2 separate regions of the Homo sapiens genome follow, and region 2 is linked to region 1. Evidence: chromatin loops called from intact Hi-C (ENCODE). Cell type or tissue: Caco-2. All regions are shown on one strand. Each heading gives the region's core, and the rest is flanking DNA. Links, peaks and the distances in the headings are about the cores only.

Region 1 (12,879 bases), core at 3,172-11,171:
GAAACAAGTTCTTTTTTAACACTTGGAAATTTGGCACTTTCTCTCCTCAAATTCACATTTTCACCCCCATTTTTTCCCAGATGAGATTCCTTAATGTTAACATTTAAAATTGATTAGCTTTTCATACTTTTCTACAGCCAAGATTAAGCTTATGCATTTAAATGCATTTTAGTGACCTTAAGGCTTTACTTTTTGTTCCCAGATTGAGTAATTATTACAACTATTATTTTTATCCAATTACTTGTTTCCTTGGTGCTGACAGAAAGATTAATTTAAATAAAATACTCCGCTGGGTAGTATCTGCTTTTCAGTTTCCAATAAAGTCCAGAGGAGTGCCTGGAGGGGCCTTCCGGGAAGGGGTCTTCTGATGAATCAGCCGATGTGCCACCCCAACTTGACAGAAGGCCCCCTTGTCAGCAGTTTGAAAGACATATACCACGCTTGCCCATGTATGACGGTTCATTTTTAAAATTTAAATGTCAATAGTTGCTAAGGATATAATTTCCAATGCACTCTTTAATAGCATAAGAAAGAAAATTGTTCCCAAACTGTCTGTGGCAGAACTTTTTTGTATGATGTCATTTGTAACCCCTTCCATGAAGTAATTATGATTCCTGATAAAATGCTTGGGTAATTTCCGGATAGACTTTAATGGGATTAAGAACTGCTGAGAAGTCAGGGTCTCCACTCAGCTCTCTAAACCACGCCAACCAGTCTCGAGCTGTTCTTCTGTTGTGGTGCCATTTCTTTTTTCTGTTTGTGTCTCTTCCAAAAAAGAATCACTGAATTGGCTGGCTTGCTGGGAGCCTCTTCTCTTGAGGCCAGTCTGAAATAGAATTCTGACACAGGCTAATAACAAGTTTGTCTGACAAGTTATTTTAAGAATTCACATTTTAAAAATAAATTTGTTACATCATTTTCAAACGATATCCATTGGAATCGAAATACCATACTGGCATGATACTCAATACCCTACATGAAAAATATAGGAGTTACTTTTTGACACTTGGACATTTTACATTTCTTTTTCTTCTCCTCAAATTCATAATTCTGCCTCTCATTTTATCCTAATATAATATTTCTTACAACTAAATTTACAACTTACAATTTCTTAAAATTGATTTACCTCAGGATCATCTATGGCAAATCTGTAAATTTTTGTGGCCATAAGGTTTTTTGTGTTCCTGAGTTGAGTATACAATTACTATTACCCAACTCATAAAAATGCACAAATATATTACAGTTTTGACAAATAATTATTAAGTATAAAATTTAAATTTTATTGGAAATAAATCTCTTAAAAGAGATGGGACTAGTTTATTCCCTCTCTCCTCCATCCCCAGAAAGACACATAACCATAAATAAAAACTACATAATGCTAGAGGGAACTAGTGTTCACCAGTGAGTCTATTCTTGTTTTTTATCTTTACGGATATAAGCTCTGAGGAGGGCTGTTCATGTAACAACTACATGAGATTGGAAAGAGTTTTGTTATAGCAACGTTATTCAACTATTTGAATTTCTGGTATATTCAAAAGTCACATTAAAAAATCTATCGGCTGTCTTCACTAGAAACTCTTTCAACTTTGTTGAAAGCAAAGAATTGGAAAACCAGTTTCCAAAAAGATTTGCTCCCCAGTCATTACAGTCCAATATAGCTCCAGGATTTCAAATCATGCCTTTCAGTAACCCAAGAATTCTAACACTCCAGGGCCATGCCCAGTGGTGTGTAGGTAAATTTACTCTCTGGGGAAAAAAGAAAAAGGCAAAGAAAAGAAAGCCCTGCTTTATAGCTTTTGTTCGTTTACATGGTATAAAGGCTTCCACCACAGCCAATTTTTTTTTCTTTTTCTTTCTTTTTTTTTTTTTTTTTTTAATGTTCATGTTTTGCTCTGTCACCCAGGCTGGAGTACAATGGTGTGATCTCAGCTCACTGCAACCTCCACCTATTGGGTTCAAGCAATTCTCCTGCCTCAGCCTCCCGAGTAGCTGGGATTACAGGTGCCCGCCACCACACCCTGCTAGTTTTTGTATTTTTAGTAGAGATGGCGTTTCACCACGTTGGCCAGGCTGGTCTCAAACTCTTGACCTCATGATCCGCTGGCCTCGGCCTCCCAAAGTGCTGGGATTACAGGCGTGAGCCACCGCACCCGGCCACCAAGGCCAATTACAAGCCACTAACCTGACCTCACTGACACACGCTTGGGATGACAGGCACACAGTCAGCTCTCCGGGCCAGTATGAGACACTCAGTACCGCAGGGCATCACAGTTAGATTCAGACAGAGGGAGGAGTGTGTCCCTCTTCTGAGAAGTGTGACAGATGATTGTGAAAGGGGAGAGTGAGGAGAGTTGTCTGAACTCAGGGGTGTGCTCACGGAAATCGGTTTATGAAGGAGTACCCATGGGTGTTGAGAACATTGATTCTTCTAAACATCCCATGCCTGGGTACTCCTTGGGAAGGCTGTGCCACCATGGTTCCAAGTGCAGCAATTTGGAGGCTACCGATTCAAAGGATGGAGTATGGACCTTGGAGTCAGCCACACCAGGGCTCAAATACTGCCTCTGTAATTTATGATTATTGAGAACTTGGGCATATAGTTTCAACGTCTTGAGTCTCAGTTATCTCCTACAAAATACAAGAGGCCAATACCTACCTTGAAAGGTTTGAGAGCAAAAGGTAGTATGCATACAGTGTTGTATCCAGCAGGTGCTCAACAGATGAATGCTACTATCAGAGTCCTTTTAATTGAGTCTAAGTGATGTGACTTGAAGGGTTGAGGATTAGGGTATCAGGACCTGAACCCAGTGGGAAACATCAGATCCCTTGCCATTTAGGGTTCACCTGCTCCAAAGCAAGTAGCTGCTTTGGTTCCATCTAAAAATGTTGACTTCAAAACAGAACTTTCAGCTTATTTCCCTCTTTTTCATACACATTTCATCTTATAAAATGCAGAGGCTGGGATCTCTGGTCTATATGGAAGAACACACTCAACAGCAACAGTAGCTCTCCCAGGGAGTAGAACTCAAGACTGGTCTATCTTGTACCTAACCAGGAGGGTTATTACCAAGAAACAAGAGTCTCCTTCTAAGGTGGTTTCACCTGTAAGGCAATCCCTTAGCCTGGTCCCTGAGGGCTTCATTAGAGTAGGGTCCTGGTGATTTTACTGGCTTGTTAAGAAGGCTTTTCAAAGTCTTGTGTAATGATGATGAATGGCAGGGCAAAATCATGTTAACACATTATAAACAATTCCAGGCACAACCAGTATCTCACACTGTACTTTATTTTTCTTCACAATATTAACTAGACAGACAAGGAAAGTTTAATGGCAATGTGACTTTTTCCAACAACACAAACAAAGTGCCATTATAGCTAATGGTGGCCAACTGGAGACTTACTTTACCTTAACCATGTAAAGTATCCTTACCGTATTTTTTATGTGTACAGTGTTGCAGAATATCAGCCACCTCTTAAAAGTATCAATCTTAAAAAGAGCCATGGAAGGTAAAAGTATGAAAATCTTGATAACAAAAGCTTTCAATACAAAAACACTTATTGTACACTTATTTTTATTTAAAACAAAAATAACCCCAGTAACTCAAAACAAAAGCAAACCTTGGTTGAAAACTTAAGAAGGTATAATAAACAAAACCACCAAAAGAAAGCTTCCCCAAAAGAAATGCAATCCACTGTCACTCTTGCAAATTCTACCTTGGAGGGAAAAACTTAATGAAATGAGCTATCTGGAGGGCCCACGGCAGATTTTCCAAAAGGTTTAGGTGCATGGATTTACTCAGTATCTACACTACAGTCTTATTTATTAATAGTCTCAGAATTTTCTTGATTGAGCGAGCCTTTCCATCCTCCACCAGTGTTCCCATCTTCTGTGCTCAGCTTGGTATGCAGAACAACCTTGTTGTTGATAGGATGTTTGCTTGAAGTTATTTTTCTGGGGCAGTCCAGATGAACCGGTACAGTACCATTCATGCTCCATCTGATTTTCTTTGCATCCAGTGAGATGCATATTTCATGATTGTCCAAGGTCATGGTTGTCCAAAGACATGGAACAGAATGATTCACTGGGTAAGACTAAAGGACTTGTATTATCACTCTCCAATTCAGTTTCACATTGCTTAATTTTATAAAATTTTTTTCTGTATTGTACATAATAAACATTTAGAAACAGATGTCCCTACCAACCAGAAGGTTGTCATTAAATATCCTGTTAGTTAAAACTGCACATTTATTGTTTAAATACCCATTAGACATATCCAGCTTGAAATTTATACCATTGCACTGCCAAACGGAGCTGCACTTTGAGCCATGCTGATGTCTCTGGAATCTAAAGGTCGTACCACAAACTTCAAAATGTTTCTCATTTGTCACACAAGGTTCTTCGCAGAGGCATCACATCGACCCCAATACAGGTCCTTCATACCCTTAGTTCTGGTTATTCTGAAAACTTCCAACTCCCTGATCCAAACTTGGGAATGTTTTACATTTAAAAATTCTTCCTCCCTCCCACCCCTCCAACAAATGTCCTTTGTCCCATAATAATTTAAAAAAAAAATCCCTGAAAGATCCAAATTGAATAACAATAAAGATCTGATTGGAACCTTCATAAGCTTGACAATGTAGAATTGTATTTCTTAAAAAGTGTGTAACCACATTTGTCTGGGCTGCAAAAGACACCACAGAATAAGATCAGAATAGAATTTCAACTGACTCCCTAATTTCCTTAGAATGGCTTGTATTTCGAGCCTTTCCTGTTTTTCTCTGATAGAGTAGGTGTACATTACTAACTATAAGTGATAAGAAAGTCTAAAAACAGCCACTGCCTTAAAAGTACAGTTGGAATTAATTAGAGTTTAAGTTCACATTTATAAACTATTTGTTTTAGGATAAGTTCAATTACAAATAGAGACTATTTGCAATTCTGTTCACTCAATAGATCCTGGAGGTGAAAGCTAGACATGTGTTGGGATTGCCCTGATTATTTACATTTAATCTTGATTATTATAACTCCTCTCGATTTATAATCACTTCCTAATTTTTCCCACTGGGCCAGAGCTACATCTTTAGATGATAAGCATTTACTAATAAAACAAAGATCACATATAAATGGAAGGCCACATCTGAACACAGAGAGGTAAGTGAGCTGTGGAGAGAATGTTGGCGTCTTGTTTGAACTAAATTGAGGTGCTTCCTTAATTCTGTGACTTTATTCCAAATCTTAAGCCTGCCAGAGTTTTCTGCCCCTGCCAAATCTTCGGAGACGACCCGATGGCCATAGACCCTGTCAGCTGTCATTCTGGCCTCTCTTGCGGAGTATTTGTGCAGCGAGGGACTGGGAGGGCCGAGGAGGTTCTCAGATGTTCTTCTCCTTTTGGGGCTTTTTTTAGAGCCCTTGTCCCCAATTTGGAAAGTGCATATACTCTATTTAACTCTGACCCTGGCCAGTGTAAAGAGGAGTACATACAGAGGACTGTTTTTTCATTCATAAAGAGCAGTTAAGATGCAGATGTGAATCCCTCTTCAATACAAAATAGGGATGGTTCTCTGTTGCCCAACTGCAAAATAATTAGATATAATGAAAAAAAAGAAGAGGAGAAAAAAATGACTAGTTGAGGCTTTTATATACATTCATTGCTTCTAACATGTTTTTAACAATAAGGAAAATGCAACATCAACTACTCTTAGAGCAAGTGCAGCCACAATACTGTACAGTTCTGGGGCCAAGAGGCTGGGCACATTTACTGTTATTAAAACCAGGTAACAAAACCCCACAGCAAAAGGCAGCCAGCCAGCAATTAGCCCCCGTGACCTCTTAATATATATACATTTTTCAAATACTCTGTGAATCCCGTTTGAACAACAACAAAAGACAAAACAGGCTTTATATTAAAAACGTCCACGTTCTTCATTGTTACTTCTAAAGCAGCTTGGAGGATCTTACCACGTGGAGCATACTGCAAACTGACTCCATTAAAATGATTTTGGCAGGATAGCAGCACAGGATTGGATATTCCATATTCATCACTTTGACAATGTAAACCTTTCATAAAATAATATTTTGCTTAAAAATTAGAATCATTCAAAGGTCTGATCATTCTGTTCCCTGAGGCCCGCCGGGGAGGTCTGGCTTCATACCACAGGTTTCCTGCTTTCTTGGTGGAGCGTAAGCACCACTGCATTTCAGGAAGACCCTGAAGGACAGCCATGAGAAAGCCCCCGCGGAAGGAGGGCAGGAGGGCTCTGGGTGGGTCTGTGTTGAAACAGGCCACGTAAAGCAACTCTCTAAAGGTCAAACCACCATAGATTTGAATCTGCTGGTCATTTGCCATCTGGATTTTTAACTGAATGAATCTCATGGGTTTAACCAAACATGCATGTAATCCTGAATACCATGAATTAAATGCGGAATTGCCCAGGGACGAGGAAACCTTCAAGAAACAAGGTCAAAGGGACAACAGATATAACTGTCACAATAAACAATTCTGTTGACGTGGAAATGCACATGACTTGGTTGAAACAAAGCTCCTCAGTGGCCAGTGACATCCAGGTTTTTCTTAGGTAGCTGAGACTCAGGGCTTATCTCACCTTCTCAGAATGCTTTTGAAGAATCAAGAGATAAAAATCTCAAACAGAAAACGATCACCTTTGCTCACAAATAGTGTATAGGCCATAACTAAATACAATTAAAAACAAAAAAACGCTGAGATGCATGTATTTTTTTAAAGCAGCTTTCGAAATATCAACCACAGCATTAAACATTGAACAGAGTACATTCCAAAGTTAATACAGATAAATGGTATATAATGCAATAATGCCACAGAGTTATTCCATCAATGTTTCAAGGCTGATTCTAAACTGGAAGAAAAAAAAATTTCCTAGTTTATTTGCTGAAGATGTCACTTCTTTTGTTACTTCTTTATAGTTCCCCACCATTGATTTTTTTTTTAATGCCCCAGGATGTACAGATAACCCCCATATTCCACACCTGGAACTTTTTTTTTGTCAGGTTTTCAAATAAAACCAAACTACAGTGACAAGATAATGTTTTACATGTAATTCCATAGACAGGGGTCAATTAATCCATGACACCTCACTTCAATGCTTCTTTTAGGATTTGTGACCCTCTCCAAAGTCATTTAAAGCCTTGCTTTAAACTCACAGGTGGGCCAAGGCCACACAGCCAACGTGCCATGTGCTACAGCCAAAATGGGCCGTGGCCATTGCCTCTCCTCACGTTCCCAGCCTTCACCATGTCCTTCTGATAGGAAGGGCCCAGGGCCTCTGTTCCTTCCCTCTACAGTGATACATGTCTTAAGAAGGGTCGTGGCTCCCATGCTCCACGTGAAAACGGGCCTACCTGGAGGGCCCCAGGGTGACAGGCCCAGCCACACCCCTCTACTGCTCTTTCTTGACAGTGGAATTCTGAGCTCCATCAGCTTCCAGACATTCGGAGACCACACTGCCCTGTTGATCATCCCTGGAGGAGGCCAGTGAGGGCCCCGGCTCAGTTCCAGGACCAGGCCTCCAAGCTGGGACACAGGCAGGTTCTGCGGACTTCGGTCTCCTAAAAGCAGGCACTTGTGGCGGCCTGATGCTCTGGGTAACTCTAGCCTTCCTGATGCGGAAGTCACCGAAATGTTCACTTCCTCAAGTTCCAGAGGATTCTGTTTCTTACTCAGACAGAGCCAGTATTGGGAGTTGGGGGGTGCGTATCCAAAATATATGAATATACACAATCAGGGCTTAAGGTACTGGATGATATTGTATAAATTGCTAAAATGCTTTTCTCGGCACAATTGGTAGCTTAAAAAAATACTTTCCTATGATTTAAGGGCATTTTTCCCATCGCTGTCCTTCGGCGTGGAAATCTCAGTGGGTACTAGGTCCATCTGAAGTTCCCAACTCTTTTCCTCCCACCAGGTATGCATCATGTGAGTCATATGCAAAGAGTCTCTTCTTCAGGCCAGGGAGGCATGGACTTCCCCCCACAGGAACCCTCCCTCTGTTAATATCACAGCCCCCAGGGCAAAGAAATGCAAGTGAATGAACACCTTCTCCCCAGCCTCCAGCAGCCAGAAAGCCAGCTTCCCCAATGATCAGGTCCTTTTTCCATCCGTCTGCTCTTCAGATGGTGATCCGGCCAACAACATGGAAAGCGAATCTATGTTTACAGGCACAGAACATCCAGGTGGAGCCACACGAAGCGGTGCTTGGCAATTAGTGGTCGGATTTCCAAAGACAGGAGTTTTGATGGGACTGTCTTAAATAAATAAATCTTTTTTTCTTAATAATGTAAAAAATAAATGATATTTCCCTTTGGCAGTAAATAGCTGATTCGACGTTTTGCCTGAAGACTGTTAATTGTTGTGTGTGTGTGTGTCTGTCTGTGTGTGTGATGTTTATATGTGTGTTATTTTTTCTTAAACAGCCTGCAGCTTTGTTTCATGGTACATCACTGACAATGCATATTATTTCTACTGCTTTAGTGAACCTTTTGCATATTTGTTTGGGGCAGGCATGTTGACTTCACTTGTGGCCCAGATAGGCACCCAGGGTGATGCAAGCTCCCACCAGGGCCAAACTGAGCAGAGTCTTCAGAGACAGCCAGGAGAAATCAAACAGAGGCCGCATGCTGGGGCCGTACAGTTCCACAAAGGCATCCTGCAGTTGGGGGAGAGGAGGGAAGAAAAAGAAAGAGTATTAGAGAGAGAGCAGAGAATGCCACCCCACAGAGAAAGAGGCATCCTGCCAGGGCAGCCTGGGCACCTTCAGAAGGGTGAGAGGGGAAAAGGCAAATGCTCTTTGGAGGCCATGATTCAGAAACCACTGTTTTCATTAATTCAAGGCATATTTATTGAGACCCTCTTTACGTGCCAGCCATCTTAGAGATACAGCAGTGCATAAAATAGACTAAAAGTTCCTACTTCACGAAGCTTCCATTGAGTGGAACAGTATAGACAGCAATCAATATAAATTATCACATGGTGTAGGAGAGAGTGCTAAGGGCCGAGGAGAAAAACAGCAGAGGCAGTTAGAAAATATTAGAGGTTTTGCAATTTTAGCTAGCATGCCCATCCATAAAAGTAATAAAATCTAGCAATGATGATGACCGTCACACTCCTCGATTGAGTGTTGACATCTTATCAAATGTCTGACATGCATTATTTTAGTCTTTGTACCAAACTTTTTCTTTCTTTTTTTTTTTTTAGAGACAAGAGTCTTGCTCTGTTGCCCAGGCTGCAGTGCAGTGGTGCAATCATGACCCACTGCAGCCTCGAACTGTTGGACTCAAGAGTGATCCTCCTGCCTCCGCCTCCTGAGTACCTAGGATTACCATGCTTGGCTAATTTTTAAATTTTTTGTAGAGATAGGGTCTTACTATACTTTCCAGGCTGGTCTTGAACTCCTGGGCTCAAGTGAGTCTCCTGCCTCAGCCTCCCAAAGTTCTGGGATTAAAGGCATGCGCTTTCTCATCCAGCTAATTCTTTGTACCAATCTTATGAAGTTATTTTATTTGTTTCTGTTCTGAAGATGAAAAAGCTGAGAATCGCAGGGAATAAGAGACTTTTTAACAAGTGGCAGAGCCAGGCTTTGAACCCAGATAGAAACCAGCACCCTTCTCTCTGCTGATGCCCTGGCGTGGCTAACGGCAGCTCTATGAGAGCATTTGGTCAGTCAAGGGCTCAGTCAGTGGAGGGGCCAAGGGCGGCCTTGACTGGTGCAGTGCCAACCTCTAAGGTCAAGGTTCTCCTGGGGAAAGGGAGCTGTCAGGGGGTTTCTCTTGGGGGTGGCTAGACTGGACGACCACAACTCTGCATTTACTCAAATTGTGGATCTCACAAGGCAGGAGATCAGGGGTGTGTCACTGGATGTGCAGGTCCCTGAGAGACAAAAAGTGTCTCCCTTCCATTCCTATCTCTCCATCTCAAGTCGGGTCTGTAGTGTGTTGTAGCAAAGTCTACCCTCTGGATGGGCTTGGATTGAGCAAATCACCAATTGCTCATTTCCTAGATTTTGGGGAGATTATGTTTCACATTTGGGTCCAATGAGTATTTGGACAACTTTCTGAATGAATATTTGAATATATAAATCAGTAAATGAATTCTTTTTACTTCTGATTTATTCAGGATGAAGAAGAAAACAAGAATAGTTTCACATTATTCCCAACAACCCTGACTCAAAGCACACAGTTTTATTACAGGAAACAGTAACATACCATGACCCTGGACATCGCTGTTGGGAGGGGCTCCAACAGTGCACAGAGGGGTTCCCTTTCTCTGGGGCAAGGGCTGTAGCAGTGGGACCAGGGATTCTCTTTGTCTCCCTCATGCTGGGCATGGTTGTGGTGCACTATAGGTGCGTAGTAAATGTTTGTTCACTTAAGCTTTCTGAATACAATCATTGGTCTTTGGCTTAATGCTTTACCCAAATGCTTATGAATCTGTTTGAAATTACTCCTTCTATATGTAACAGCCTCTGAGAATCCTGAGGTAGTCTTGATGAGGATTTAAAGCATTGTTAGGGTAACTTTCCACATTATTAAATATAGATTTATACAATTATTTTCATGATATATAAAATGTGCCATACTTTAAAAAATTCATGTTTATAGTGTTTAAAACTTTTGCTATTATAAACAATATCATGATATATTTTTGTATATAAATTCTTGTCTATTTGTTCAGTTGCTTTTTTGAAACAAACTCCTAGAAGTGACCTCAGTTAACCAGTCATCAATATTGCTTCCAGACATCATGAAGGGCTTGCCTTGAGCCATCCTCACATTCTCATGGATTGCCCTCCAACCAATGCCACCTTTTACAAAAGGCAGGCAAGAATTTAGGGCGAGGGTCACACTGAGAGTGATCCTGTCCCCCAGGGGACATTTGGCAATGTTTGGAAGCATTTTTAGTGGTCATGATTTGGGGTGAGGGTGCTACTGGTATCTAGTGGGCAGAGGCCGCGGATGCTGTTCAACATCCCACAATGCACAGGGCAGCCCCCCAATGCTAACAGGGCCGAGGCTGAGAAACTCTGGTTTATAAGATGCTCTGTAATCACAGACCATAGAAGAACAGATGACCCATCCTGTGTGTCAACAGCATTGGTCAAATCAGCACAATCAGCTAGCCCAGACCAGCGACTGCTAACCCAGTGGGCCTTCTGCATCTTTGGAGGTCCTTGGTTAACTTTTACCAGGAGAGGGCGCAAGGGCTTTCTTCTTCTTTTTAAATATCTATTGTTAAACATTTCTAAATTTCAGTGTTAGAAAAGCGAGGCAATAGACGTACATAAAATGTGTGTTTAGTGCTCTTAGCACAGAGCTAAGGCACAATCATGATTGTCTGCCAAGATGCACACCCCTCTCCATATAAGCAGGGATCAGTGGGGCAGGAAGGAGTCAGGACTTCTCCACAAGCCAGAACTCTGCCTCTTCCAGGGAGCAACCCAAGACATCACAGACACGGCTGCAAATGTCAACTAGTCCTCCCATCCATGCTTCTCTCTCTGAGGGATGGGTAGGCTGAAACCCCCAATAGCCCAGCCAAAAGACACCCCAAATTTGTCAGGGCACTGGCAATAGGTTGTCTGCAATTTGGCTTGACATTGAGAAGGTCAGTGGCCGGGCTCTGAATCCCTTTAGTAATCAACAGAGTTTTGTGTGGCAAAATCTGAACCAGACTAAGCCCCTGATCATTTGTCCTGTCTGGACCTGAAGCCATCCTGGGAAACCGGAGGATGCAGGGACATACTCCAGCTGGCATTTTCTCCCAGTTGGTCTGGCACACAGTGCTGGAGAGCAGAAGAAATGCTGTCCCAAATATCCCCACCTCCTCAGAGCTGGAATAATTCCCTCTCACCACCCTCACCCCCACACAAATAACAGTGCTTCTCATGAACCTAACAGGCCATTTCTGATATGCATTACGTAGAACAATGTCATTTCTAGAGTGAGATGAGCTAAACTAGCAGCTCTTGGCCCAAAGCCTCAGCATAGAGATGCTGTTGCCATCCCAGGGGGCTGAGAAGGGCATGGGACTTGGAGGAGGAGTGTGGGTGAACCCTGGCTTTGATATTTTATTAGTTTATAACCTTCAGCAGATAACCCAGCCCCGAGCCTCATTTACTTCATCCATAGCCATAAAATTCATTATTGTGAAGATTAACGTAGGTCACTCAAAGCCATTTGTAAATTGGATACAGAAAGTGAGCTCGTGGCAGAACAAACACCTTGCTCTTGTCTGTCCTCTTGCAGACCTGCTCCGCACCTACTCAACCTGCCCTTCCCCCAAGAAGTTCTGCTGAGCCTGCCGTTTTGCAGAAGCAATTTCCTCTCTTAGCTTTCTGATCTGAGGATAGTCCGTAATTTCTATAGGAATTATGAATTAAAATGTATACATCCCGTGTTCTGGTCAAAGATGGGAAGTGATAATACAATGCCTACCTATCTGTCCTTCTTTACACATTATTAGAGTGTAGGGCTAGAGGGCAAGTCATTTAACCCCCTGGAGGTTGGAGCTGGCCTCTAAACTTTGCCCTTCTACAATTCCAAAGTGCAAAGGAGACCCTGCGGCTTCGGGACTAAAATGACCTGAAAGCTTCTTTCGTAGAAAGTCTTCCTGATTTTTCAAACATCCTGATTGGGGCGATTTCCGAAGTCTGTTTGAACAGTCTGTCATTATTTGTTTGAGTTTGAAAGCTGTTTTAAATAAACACATGCTCATTTTATGTATTAAAAGCAACAAAGAGGGAAAAAGAAAACCTGGGTCGTCATGTGATTCGGACAAAATCCCAGTCTATATATTTAGGAAGCTCTGTGTCCCTTGCTCATGTCAGGACTGGCAAGGGCTTACCCGACTTCAC
Region 2 (12,879 bases), core at 2,834-10,833, 57 kb before region 1:
CCAAGTAGCTGGGTCTATAGACGCACGCTTCCACACCTGGCTAGTTTTGTTTATTTTTTGTAGAGACAGGGTCTTACTCTGTTCCCCAGGCTGGTCTGGAACCCCCAGGCTCGAGCCATCTTCCCGCCTCTGCCTCCCAAAGTATTGAGATTACGGGTGTGAGCCACCGCCCCCGGCCTGTCCTGCGTTGTTTTTCTCAGTAGCACTTAGCTCTATTTAACAAATCCAAGTTTGTCAGAAATCTGGTTTCTGAGTCCTGGTGACCAACAACAGGTAGGGAACCCAGAGAGGGAGCGTGACACACGTGATTTGCAAATCAAAGTCACGCGGGTGGAGGAGTAGATTGGGCTCAGGAGAAGGAAAAAATGTTAGCACTGCAAGGGAAATGCGAGATCATCTCATCCTTGGGTGTCCAAACTTATTTAGATGTTTGCTTTTTAAAAAATTATATGACTAATTACAACTAATAAAGCAGATAAGAGCCGAGTTTTCTCTGCGTGGCAGACCCGGAAGGGCGTTGCAGGAGTCCCTAACCCAAGCATATTGTGGGAACTATTGACTTTGTTATCTCGTTTGTTAATGGTGAAATTGGGGCTTACAGTTGGATTTAATTTTACTTAAAAGAAATAAAAGGAGCTATCCATGTCAGATCAGATCATCCCTCAGGCATTATTTAACAAAAACATTCTGTAATTTAGTGGACTCTCAAGTCTCCTTCAGAGTCCTATGCCTGCAGATCCTGCCATCTGATTCCCCCGTGTTATCTAAGCTTCTCTTTAGGGATTCTCCAGCCCCCTCTTCTTCCCTGAGGGGCTCTCTCAGTGGTGTCATCGGTTTCTCCAAATTAGAAATGTTGACTTTTTTCCTGCTTTTTTCCCCCTGAATCCACATTCCCTTAGTCACTCTCTCCTGGTTTCAAATTCTTGTTTATTACACCTGAGCCTTCCAAGGGGAGAGACTGTTTTATAACTCCAGGCGTACTGGACTTACACAAGGTAAGTGATCCATGCATTAAATTGGCTTAAAAACAAAGCAATCGAGGCCGGGCATGGTGGCTTATGCCTGTAATTACAGCGCTTTGGGAGGCTGAGGCAGGTGGATCACTTTGACGCCAGGAGTTCGAGACCAGCCCAGCCAACATCGTGAAACCCCATCTCTACTAAAAATACAAAAATTAGCCGGGCATGGTGGTGTGCACCTGTAGTCCCAGCTACTCTAGAGGCTGAGGCAGGAGAATTGGTTGAACCTGAGAGGCAGAGGTTGCAGTGAGCTGAGGTCGTGCCACTGCACTCCAGCCTGGGCGACAAAGCGAGAACTAGTCTCAAAAAAAAAAAAAAAGAAGAGGGGAGCAAATGGATATGGGAGAAAATTGATCAATTCTAAGAAAGCAGGAGAGGAGAAGGTCCAGTGGCAGCTGGCTGCACTGAGATCTCGTGTTTGTGCTGAGATCTCGTGTTTGTGCTGAGATCTCGTGTTTGTCCTGAGATCTCGTGTTTGTCCTGAGATCTCGTGTTTGTGCTGAGATCTCGTGTTTGTCCTGAGATCTTGTGTTTGTCCTGAGATCTCGTGTTTGTGCTGAGATCTTGTGTTTGTGCTGAGATCTCGTGTTTGTGCTGAGATCTTGTGTTTCTGCTGAGATACTGTGTTTGTCCTGAGATCTCGTGTTTGTGCTGAGATCTTGTGTTTGTGCTCACCGTGACTTTTCCTTACCCATTCCAAGCAGGAAGGCAGCATGGCAGGTGAAAAAGTGAGCAATCTTAGGCAGTGCCCTTCCTGGCTCTGTGCTTCCTGACAGGCTGGTGCTGGGAACAAGGTATGGAAGTAGAAGTTCTGAGGAAAGGAAGAGAACTCTCCCTAGATTGGGAAGGGCTGAGGGTGTTGGGCTGCCCAAGTTGTGAAATATTAGTCAGGACTCTTCTTGCAGAACCCAACTTCAGGGAGCTGAAGGTTAAAGAGAATTTAATGACTTAGGCGACTGTGAACCTGGCTCAGACATGGCTGAATTCTGTTTCTCAGAAGGACCTGGTCCCTTTCTCCCCATCCTGTGCCTGTGCTGACCAACATGCTGGCTTCATTCTCCATCAGATTCTGTCCCTATAGAATATTCCCAGTATGGAGGCTACAGCCCACCGAATTGAAGTCCAACGACAAAACTTCTTGGAGAGGAATCCCAGGGCCTGACTTTCATTCATTGCTTCGAATTGGCCTAACTTAGGTCTGGAGCTTAAACAATCACTTTCCTTCAGGACGGAGGGGGTAGAATAACACCTTCTTCGATCTGGGGGAACATAATCTGGGATGGGGAAGGTGGCTTCCCAAAGAGAAAGTGAAGGTCTGTTACCAGAAGAAGGGAAGCTGTATTGGGCAGAGAAAAACATCAGATGTCCATTGCTGTACTCCATGGAAACTGATAACATCCGAGCAGTTAACAGCTTCTGAGGGGCATAGCTGCCGGGGAAGCCTAGGGAAACTCCCTGTCAGCCCCTGGAGACTCCCAGCCTGTGCAGGGATCCCTGTACTCCATGTGGCACAGAACCTAAAACAACTGGATTCCCATAAAAAATGAACCTCGACTTCTATCTCACTCCAACTGAAAGGAATATTTATTTATTTCTATCTAATTTTTAGATAGGGCCTCACTTCACTCTGTTGCCTAGGCTGGAGTGCAGTGGCACGATCACTGCTCACTGCAGCCTTGACCTCCCTGGCTCAAGCAATCCTCCCACCTCAGCCTCCTGAGTAGCTGGGACTACAGGCACGTGCCACCATGCCTGGCTAATATTTTTTTTTTTTTTTTTTTTTTTTTTTGTAGAGACGAGGTTTTGCCATTTTACCCAGGCTGGTCTCGAACTCCTGGGCTCAAGGGTTCTGGCTGCCTCGGCCTCCCAAAGTGCTGGGATTACAAGCATGAGCCACCGCACCCGGCCTTGAAGGGAATATTTAGGTTTGATCCTTAAGGACATCAGCTGTTAGCTTAATGGACTAGAAAGCAGAGGTGCCCTCTTCCTTCTGACCCTTCCCCACCCCAGCAATTTTTCAATCTCCTGGCAAAAGATTCTTCTGCAACCACAAGGAAGGAAAAATTTAAGGAAAATCTTAGACTGATTTTCCTATCAGCATGGAGGTATGAGAGCTTAAAGTTAGAGTGAATTTTAATTCAAGAAAATGAAACCAATGTGTCATTCATGTTGTTTGTGGGGCTTCCATATTGTTTATGTATGGTGCCTGAAAATATTGCTCCTTGTACTATGTACTAAGTACTATAATTTAATACATATAGGCTTTATTCTCTAAAAAATCAAGGGTTCTCTATCAGTCCCTTTAAAGACAAGACTGAAGTTGAGGAGTCTTGAGGACCCACTCTCCAGGTGAATGTGTTGCTTAAAAATAAAAGGTTAGTAACTCTAGAAATAGACCCATCCATATATAGCCCGTTGATGTCTTACCAAGATGCCAAGGCAGCCCAACAGGGAAAGGAAAGTCTTTTTAACAAATTTTGTTGAAAAAATTGGATATTCATATGGGAAAAAGTGATCTTCAACTTCCACATCATTCCATGCATAAAAATTAATTTGAGCTGAATTATAGATTTAAATGTAAGATCCAGAACCATAAGCTTCTGGAAAAAATATAGGCCTTTATCTTCATGATCCTGTGGTGGACAATGATTTCTTGAACAGAATCCCAAAACTGTTAACCATCAAGTAAAAAATAGATAACTTAGACTTTATTAAAATTAAGGTTTTCTGCTTATCAAAAGATACTGGTAAGAAAATCAACAGATAAGCCTGGACAGATTGGGAAAAACATTTGCGGCATATATATTTGACAGAAGACTTTACTCCAGAATACATAGGACTTTTACAAATCAACAATAAAGAGATGAACAGTCCCATTTTAAAATGGGCAAAAGCTGAGGCAGGAGGATTTGCTTGAGTCCAGGAGTTTGACACCAGCTTGGACAATATGTTGAGATCCTGTCTCTACAAAGTAAAAATTAAAAAATTAGCCAGGCATGGTGGCGTGTGCCTGTTGTCCCAGATACCTGGGAGGCAAAGGTGGGAGGATAGCTTCACCCCAGGAGTTTGAGGCTGCAGTGAGCTATGATTGCACCACAGCACTTCAGCCTGGGTGACAGAGTGAGACTCTGTCTCAAATAAAAAATAAAACAATTTTTAAAACTTTAAAAAATGAGCAAAAGACTTGAACAGATGCTTCTTAAAAGAAGATATATTAATGACAATAAGACATGAAAAGGTGCTCAGCATCTCTTACCATCAATCATCATGCAAGTCGAAACCACAGTGAGTCACCACGTCATACCTACTAGAAGAACTTAAAGCAAGGAGCACAACAGGACAAAACAACCCTCCCCCTACCAAACTGACAACACCAAATTTTGGGAAGAATCCAGAGCAACTGGAATTCTCATTTATTGCTGGTGGGAATGTGAAATGATACAACAGTTTTGGGGGACTACTGTAGTTGACAGTTTTATATAAAGTTAAACATATGTTTAATCTTATGATGCAGATATTCCATTCCTATGTGATATGGTTTGGCTGTGTCCCCACCCAAATCTCACCTTGGATTGTAATTCCCATAATCCCCACGTGTCGGGGGAGGGACCTGGTGGGAGGTAATTTAATCATGGAGGCTGTTACCCTAATGCTGTTCTCGTGATAGTGAATGAGTTCTCACGAGATCGATGGTTTTATAAGGGGCTTCCCCCCTTTTGCTTGGCACTTCTCCTTGCTGCCATCATGTGAAGAAGAACGTGTTTGCTTCCCCTTCTCCCATGATTGTAAGTTTCCTGAGACCTCTCTAGCCATGCTGAACTGTGAGTCAATTAAACCTCTTTCCTTTATAAATTACCCAGTCTCAGGTATGTCTTTATTAGCAGCATGAAAACAAACTAATACACTACATATTTACCCAAGATAACTGAAAACACATGTACACATAAGGATTTGTACATGACCACAACAACAGCTCTTTTCATAATAGACAAAATTGGAGATAACCCTAATGTTTATCAATAGGAGATTAGGTAAATTGTGACACATTCATACAATGGAATTCTGCTCAGTAATAATAAAAAAAACTACTGATTCATGCAACAATGTGGATGAACATTATGCTGAACTCAAAAGGCCAGAACCAAAAGAATGCAAATTATATGATTCCTTTTATATGAAATGCAAAAATAGGCAAAACTTCACCGTGGTGATGTAAATCAGAGAGATTGCTCTGCGGGGTGAGAGTGGGATCACCTGAGAGGGAGCAGAAGGAAATTTCCCAGAATGATGGAAATGTTCTATGTTTTGATTGAAGTGGTGGTTACATGGCATATAATTGTCAAAACTCATTAGACTAAACACTTAAGATCTGTGCATTTTACTGTTTTTATTCTACCTGTATAAAAATAAAACGTTGGCAAATGAGAATATTCAGCCTTGAGGATTATTAATATGGATTTGACTTCTATCAATGGTGTCCTGGGAGGCAGAGATGAATGCATAATTCACGAAGGCAAAATGCAGGAAGGACAAGAAGTCACATTTCCTTCTGTCTAAAACCCCTCCACATGTGGCGTGTGCTGTGTGTGGACTTGCTGGTGGAACATAGAGGTTATATGTGTTGTTCTTTGAATTCTCATTGCATTGGGATGGGAGGAAGAATGAAATCAGTCATTCAAATATATGTCTCTTCATATATTCAGCTGACTGAATATGTCATTCGGATGGCATATATTCCTCTGTGCCATGTCTCCCTTTCAATGGAGCTTACACCTGTAGGTGTGGGTCTTCTCCACACCTGTCTCTGTCCTCCATGTCCGTCAGGATTGCAGAAGGGAAGAGAAGGCAGCCACATCAGCTTCCTTCTTCATCCGACTTAGGATCCCCACTGGCAGCCCAGTGCTCACTCCACACTTGGTAAATACCCTATACTTGTATGTTCCTAAGTTCCTCCAGATGAAAGAAAGTGGCCTCTTCTTCTAGGACTGTTTGGGGAGCAGCACTGTGTGAAGCTCTGTGGGGCCTCTCCCAGGTATAAGAGCTCACAGTCATTTATGTCTTCTTGCCCTCCTCCCTATCTTCAGACAACTCCTGCCCACCTACACAAGGTTGAGTCCCAGGTAGCGTGGACTGAAGAGCAGTAAGCGAGGCCCCTCCTGGTCCTTTCTCAGAAACCTTGAAGTCTACTTGAAGGCACAAAGGGCAAGGTAACACAAAGAGCAAGGTAACATGAAGAGCAAGGTAACAAGAGCACAACACTCCCTTTGGTGAGCGTAGCATACATGGGGTAGACATCACTGGGTGGCTGATGCTCTGACCTGGGTCTTCAAGGAGAAAAGGACAATGAGGATTGCATATGGGGCAGAAAAATCAGTCTGGCTGGAGAGGGAAACTCCTATGTGGGACCAAAGGCAGAGAGAGAGAGACAGAGAGACAGAGGCAGAGAGAGAGAGAGAGAGAGAGATTGAAAGAGAGAGAATGTACAAAATAACACAGGGTAAGCAAGGCACTGAATGAGTGACAGACATTTGGACAGAGGCGGTGTGGTGTGCTAGGAAAATTAATCAGACATTGGTATAAGACTAAGAAGGATGACTATACCACTGTAAGTCTTCACATAGGACCTTGCAAAAATGTTTAACTTAGCCAGAACTCCAGTGTCTCTGAAGGTCAAGTATGAGTGTTAACAAAAAATGATTTTTAAAAGTTGTTATAGACATGGTTTCTTTGTTCAGATAATTTCACTCATCTGAACTGCTGGCTGATAGGTATTTCTTATTAAAATATGATAGCTTTATTGTTACTCTTACTCAACTAACATTGTTTTTCATCTTTTAAAGACAGCAGTACCTTTTTTTGCAAAGCATCTCGCTGTTTTTTGAGTGTTTCCATGAATGTGAGTTCGTGGGAGCCTTACAACATCTCTCTTTAGAGAGGACAGTCTGAGGTTCACAGAGATAAGGTGGGCAGCCCAGTGAGGCCGCACTGTGAGTGAAGGCCAGGGCGGAGATTCAGAGGCAGGTCTTCTGCTTTCCAAACTGTCTGAGATTAGGACCTCAGTGTTTCTGGATCTTGTACCTGGGTCGTGGTTTTCTGTTTTCCTTTGATACAGACTTGATCATTTCTCCATACTCAATTGTGTTTGACAGCCAACAACCAGGGTGCCAGGGCCCTGTTGTAAACCTGTAGGAGCTCTATTTTGATAAGACTAGCCATAATTTATTGCTGCTTTAACCTCTCTGTTGCTTAGGCAACCAATATCCTGAATTAAGACTTGGGTTATTTTAGTTAAGTTTAAGAATTTATTACCTTCCAACCACTCAGCCCACCACTTTGCTCATGCTCCATGCCTGTGAGTCACACTGACCCCCGAAGAGTTGCCCCAAACTCTAAGACCTGTGCTCGGGGGCACGTGAAGAGCCAGGACACATGCCTTGTGACTCAAACTGACAGCGTCTGCTCATGTCCTTGCTAAGTGCACCAAAGGGAATGGGCCGAGGAATGCTCCATGTTGATTTTTCAGCTGCTTGCCTTTTATTGCTGGATTACTATCTACTGCAGAATAGGCCAGCTTATTTCACAATAATGAGGCTGGCACTGGGTTAATTCTATAACATAGAAAGATTGCCAGTGCCAAGGTGTCAGTCTGTTCCGGCTGTTATAACAAAATAGACTGGGTGGCTTATAAACAATAGAAATTTATTTCTCATGGTTCTGGAGGCTGGCAGGTTCAAGATCCAGGCAGACTGGGTGTCTAGTGAGAACCCACTTTCTGGTTCATAGATGGCACTTTCTTGCTGTGTCCTCCTGTGGTTGAAGGAGCAAGGCAGCTCTCTAGGGTGTCTTTTATAAGGGCACTAATTCCATCTGACATAATCACCTGCAAAAGGCCCCACTTCCTATTGCCTTAGGGGTTAGAATTTCAACATATAAATCTTGTGGGTTTAGTGAGGAAAATAAACACACAATCTAACCTTTCCTGGACTGCTTGCAGGAGCATCAAGTCCTCTTGCTCTTCCATCTTGTTTAAATGTCCCTTCTTTCCCAACACCACTCTGCCACTCCGTCCTGAGCTCCCAGCACCGTTTGGCTGGATGACTGTGCTCATTTCTGGCCTTCCTGCCTCCACCTCATCCCGGCACATCATTCACCAAAGCAATATTTCTTTGCAGTCTGCTCTGCCCGGCATTCTGGGGATACTGAATAGCTCACAGTCCTGTAGAAGAGAAAGATGAGTAAGCAGTAATTGCAATGCATTTATTAGACCGTAACCTCCTAGGACAGGTCATGTTGGTCTTGCTCTCTGCACCTAGTATTTGTTGAATAGGGAAATGAATAAACAAATGAACAATTTCTGCAGGTTATAACTAAACACATATTCAAAGAGCTATGAAAATCCACAGAAGACAGAAACTGACTGAGTTGGCAGAGGAAAGGGATGTGCTTAATTAGGCTGCAGTCTCTTTGAGAGACTACAATTTATTTATTTCCTGTATACATAGACCAGGCATTCATAAATATGGTCACTTTTTAATAGAAATATTTTATATTTTGGGAACATCTTCCTATACATTTTATTTACTCACAGGACAAAAGTAATGTTCTCCTTTAAATAGAAGCTTTTTGGGGACCTGTAATTGTTAATTTGTAAACCTTTACTTACTTGCTAGAAAGTATGGGACAGGGTCAGAAAGAAACTGGAAAGTGCCGCCTGTAATCCCAGCACTTTGGGAGACCAAGGCAGGCGGATCACTTGAGGTTAGAGGTTCGAGACGAGCCTGGCCAACTGGTGAAACCCCATCTCTTCTAAAAATACAAAAAAAAATTAGCCAGGCGTGGTGGCGGGCACCTGTAATCCCAGTTACTTCGGAAGCTGAGCCAGGAGAATCGCTTGAACCCAGGAGGCGGAGGTTGCAGTGAGCCGAGATAGCGCCATTGCACTCCAGCCTGGGCAACAAGAGTGAAACTCCATCACAAAAACAAACAAACAAACAAAAAAAGAAATTGGAGAGTGCCAAGTATAACTATCAGTTGTGGTTCAATCAGAATGCAAATAAGTATCTTTGGGTAAGTAAAAGGAAAACGATACTTTGATTTACCCAACACTTCGATTTCAAAAATACATTGACTCATTAACAAACAATTTTAGAGAGGCTTAAATACTAGTGAATATGTTATTTTAAGTCAGTAATATATATATATATATATATATATATATATTTTTTTTTTTTTTTTTTTTTTTTTTTTTTTTTGAGACGGAGTCTCGCTCTGTTGCCCAGGCCGGACTGCGGACTGCAATGGCGCAATCTCGGCTCACTGCAAGCTCCGCTTCCTGGGTTCACGCCATTCTCCTGCCTCAGCCTCCCGAGTAGCTGGGACTACAGGCGCCCGCCACCGCACCCGGCTAATTTTTTGTATTTTTAGTAGAGACGGGGTTTCACCTTGTTAGCCAGGATGGTCTCGATCTCCTGACCTCGTGATCCACCCGCCTCGGCCTCCCAAAGTGCTGGGATTACAGGCGTGAGCCACCGCGCCCGGCCGTCAGTAATATATTAAGAGATGTCATGAGTCTATAAATGTAGCAATTGCACATGGCTGGCATAGAAATCTCAACTTCAATATGTGATGTTCAAAGTCCAATTTAAAGGGATTTTAATAATTAGCCATAACTAATAACTAAGGTAAGGTTTGTTGTATCTTGAATCTTAAATGGTTGCCATGTGTCTGTTTATTAAAAATAGAGTTTCCTTTTTTTCTTTCTTCATTCACCTTAAGTAAAAGTCTATTATAGCAAAAATGCAACAGTGGCATCCTGTGGCTTGGCCTGTGAATGACAGGTGCGTGTCACAGTTGTGATCTTGGAGGCTTGGTGTCATGGCTACACAGAGGTACAGGATCATTGTGAAGAACATGGCATGTTAGAAGGAAAAGCTCCATTACTTTATTTAAGACGTAAAATTATTATAAATGACTCATTATGATCTTTTATCTTTATTTCATGGGAGTAAATTGCATGCATAATTAAAAATTGAGTTGAGAATAAAGCCACAGAAATGTACTTGTTTTTTCAAAAGCTTATTTTTCCGGACTCTATGATGAAGTTTCCCTCTGTCATTTTTACACATAGAATATACCATTATTTCCTCTCATGTAATTCTTCTGTAAGTGTAGGAAATGGAGTGAAAGAATCCATATTAAACCATTAATAACTGTAAATACTTTATCTCTCCACCCCCCCAGAAATAAATACAACTAAATCTCGGAAGCCTTTTGATTGTGATGCTTGGCTGCTGAGCCCTCTACGCTGGAAAGGCAGCACTATCATATTTAGCAGTGCGTGCTTCCAGCTTCAAACTTTAAAAAATAGTTTAAAAACATCTTCAGGGGCCGGGCGCGGTGGCTCACACCTGTAATCCCAGCACTTTGGGAGGCCGAGGTGGGCGGATCACGAGGTCAGGAGATCGAGACCATCCTGGCTAACATGGTGAAACCCCGTCTCTACTAAAAATACAAAAAATTAGCCGGGCGTGGTGGCGGGCGCCTGTAGTCCCAGCTACTCGGGAGGCTGAGGCAGGAGAATGGCGTGAACCCGGGAGGCGGAGCTTGCAGTGAGCGGAGATCGCGCCACTGCATTCCAGCCTGGGCGACAGAGCGAGACTCCGTCTCAAAAAAAAAAAAAAAAAAAAAAAAAAAAAAAAAAACTTCATAAACAACATACAGTTATACTTTTTCTTATTTAAAATGTTTACATAAGTAGAATTATGATATTCACATTCCATGAAGTTTTGCACTGAAGATGTGGTTGAGGTCTCACGTACGCTTATCTTGTGTGAAGGAATGTATGGAATATGAATGCCATAATTTTACTTATGTAAATTGTAAAAATAAGAACAAATATATATAATAAAGACCTTTGGATTTCTGCTTCTGAGGACTTCCTGTTCTCCTTCCCTCCACTTTCCTATGGGCGTGCTTCTGTTCTTTATTTATCCGAGTTTTCTCCATTAAAGATAAATTCTCTGATAAGATAAATACAGTATATATCTTTATTAATTCCTTTGTTATAGATCCTGCAAATACCTTCTCGAGGCCTGTTTTTTCCTCTCTAACGTTGATGGGGTATGTTTTGTTATAAAGATGTTTTCTGTTCTGCAGGGTTGCGTGTCAGTTACAGTTGTCATTTGTAAGCAGTAGAATCCGGTCTGACCAGTTTAAGCAGAAAAGAACTTAGGAGAGACAGAAGGGAGTTCACACAACGTTTGGGACAGATGGGAAAAGAGGCCTGAGACAATGAAAGGGACACTCCCAGAACCAACTGACCCTTTCCGGAATCTGCTGCCCACCCCGGGACCACACCGCCTTTGCCCAGAATGCGCCACTGAAATGACAGCGGCTCCCGGAGACGCGCAGCCAGCCAGCTCCCTCCCGCGGCCCGAGGCCCCCGTGTCTGATTGGCAGGCCTGGTCACGTGCCCGCATTTTGGCTGGGAAAGAGTCAGGGAAGGCACCGATTCAGATTCTCCCTTGGGGAAACAACTAAAATGCACGCAAGGTGGCCTAAAAAGCTTGGCAGATTCACTTTGGGCCATAAAGATATTCTTCAAACTTAAAAATAAAAAAATAAAAATAAAAGAAACTAAACTAAAAAATATCTTCATGAACAACATACAGTTATGCTTTGTCTTATTTAAAAATTTTCCATACATAGAATTATGATATTCACATTCGATGAAATTTTGCATTCAAGATGTGGTTGAGGTCTCACGTCTCAGTAGTGTTTAGTTGCGATTTTTCGTGCTGAGGTCTTTAATTCTTCTGGAATTAATTTTTGTATAATTAGTGTAGGAGTCTTTTATATGAAAAGCCAATGCTTCCATCATCAATGATGGCACAAGCTCATCTTTCCCTGCTGATCTCTAGTGCCACCGCTATCATATTCCACATCCCACGTAGCCCCTACATGTGAATCCTGCATGAACATGGATTTGCACCAGGCTCTCTATTCTGTCCGCTGCCTCTTCCTCTGCTCAGACAACTATATTTTAATTTCTGTGACTGTCTAGAATGTTTCAGAATCCGCAGGCCAACTGCTCCTGCCCACCCATTGTTCTTATTTTTCGAAATTATCTTGGCAATGATAATTCACTTTTCCATATGAATTTTAGAATCACGTTACAAATGAACAGAAAAGTTCTGCTGAGATTTTATTTGGAATTTACTTAAATTTATAGATAATTTGGGCAGAATTGACATGTTTATGCTTTTGAGACCTCTTACCCATTATTCAGATCTTCTTTTATATCCTTTAATAAAACTATAATTTTTTCCCATAAAGCTCTTAAAAATGGTACGTAATGTATATTCTTTAGGTCCTTTATAGTTTTGCTGCTATTGTGAGCTGGCTTTTTTTTTTTCCAATTTTTTCCCATTTGTTATTGTTCACATTCAAAAGTTATTGAATTTTGCATGTTGATCTTGTAATCAGTAGCCTTGCTGAATCCTTTTTTAGTTCTAAAAGATTTTCTGTTGATATCTATGCATTTTCTTTGTTCTTTCTTTCTTATTTTATTTTATTTATTTATTTTTTTGAGACAGAGTTTTGCTCTTGTTGCTCAGGCTGGAGTGCAATGGTTCGATCTTGGCTCACTGCAACCTCTGCCTCCCAGTTCAAGTGATTCTCCTGCCTCAGCCTCCTGAGTAGCTGGGGTTACAGACACGTGCCACCACACCTGGCTAATTTTTTTGTATTTTTAGTAGAGATGGGGTTTCACCATGTTGGTCAGGCTGGTCTCAAACTCCCGACCTCAGGTGATCCACCTGCCTCGCCCTCTCAAAATGCTGGGATTACAGTCATAAGTCTC

The links. Peaks named below come from ENCODE experiments on the same cell type or tissue, not always from the same donor. Only the 100,000 strongest peaks of a DNase experiment are listed, where the experiment ranks them.
Region 2: it touches region 1 in a loop (6-fold over the local background); 6 of 110 quality-filtered maps call a loop at or near these places.

Annotation. Positions count from the first base shown.
Region 1 is chr18:63,120,084-63,132,962 of GRCh38, forward strand. BCL2 (BCL2 apoptosis regulator) reads right to left here. Exons shown (of 3, transcript NM_000633.3): 3 at 3,263-8,676. The coding sequence ends at 8,542. Among named protein-coding and RNA genes, the nearest start is that of BCL2, 190 kb to the right of the region's middle. In Caco-2, for the core only: no CTCF peak of the experiment used is centred there; no DNase peak of the experiment used is centred there.
Region 2 is chr18:63,063,839-63,076,717 of GRCh38, forward strand. No RefSeq gene overlaps it. Among named protein-coding and RNA genes, the nearest start is that of BCL2, 250 kb to the right of the region's middle. RefSeq lists enhancers at 1,378-1,672, 9,891-9,940. In Caco-2, for the core only: no CTCF peak of the experiment used is centred there; DNase peaks (open chromatin) are centred at 7,103, 7,453 and 9,853.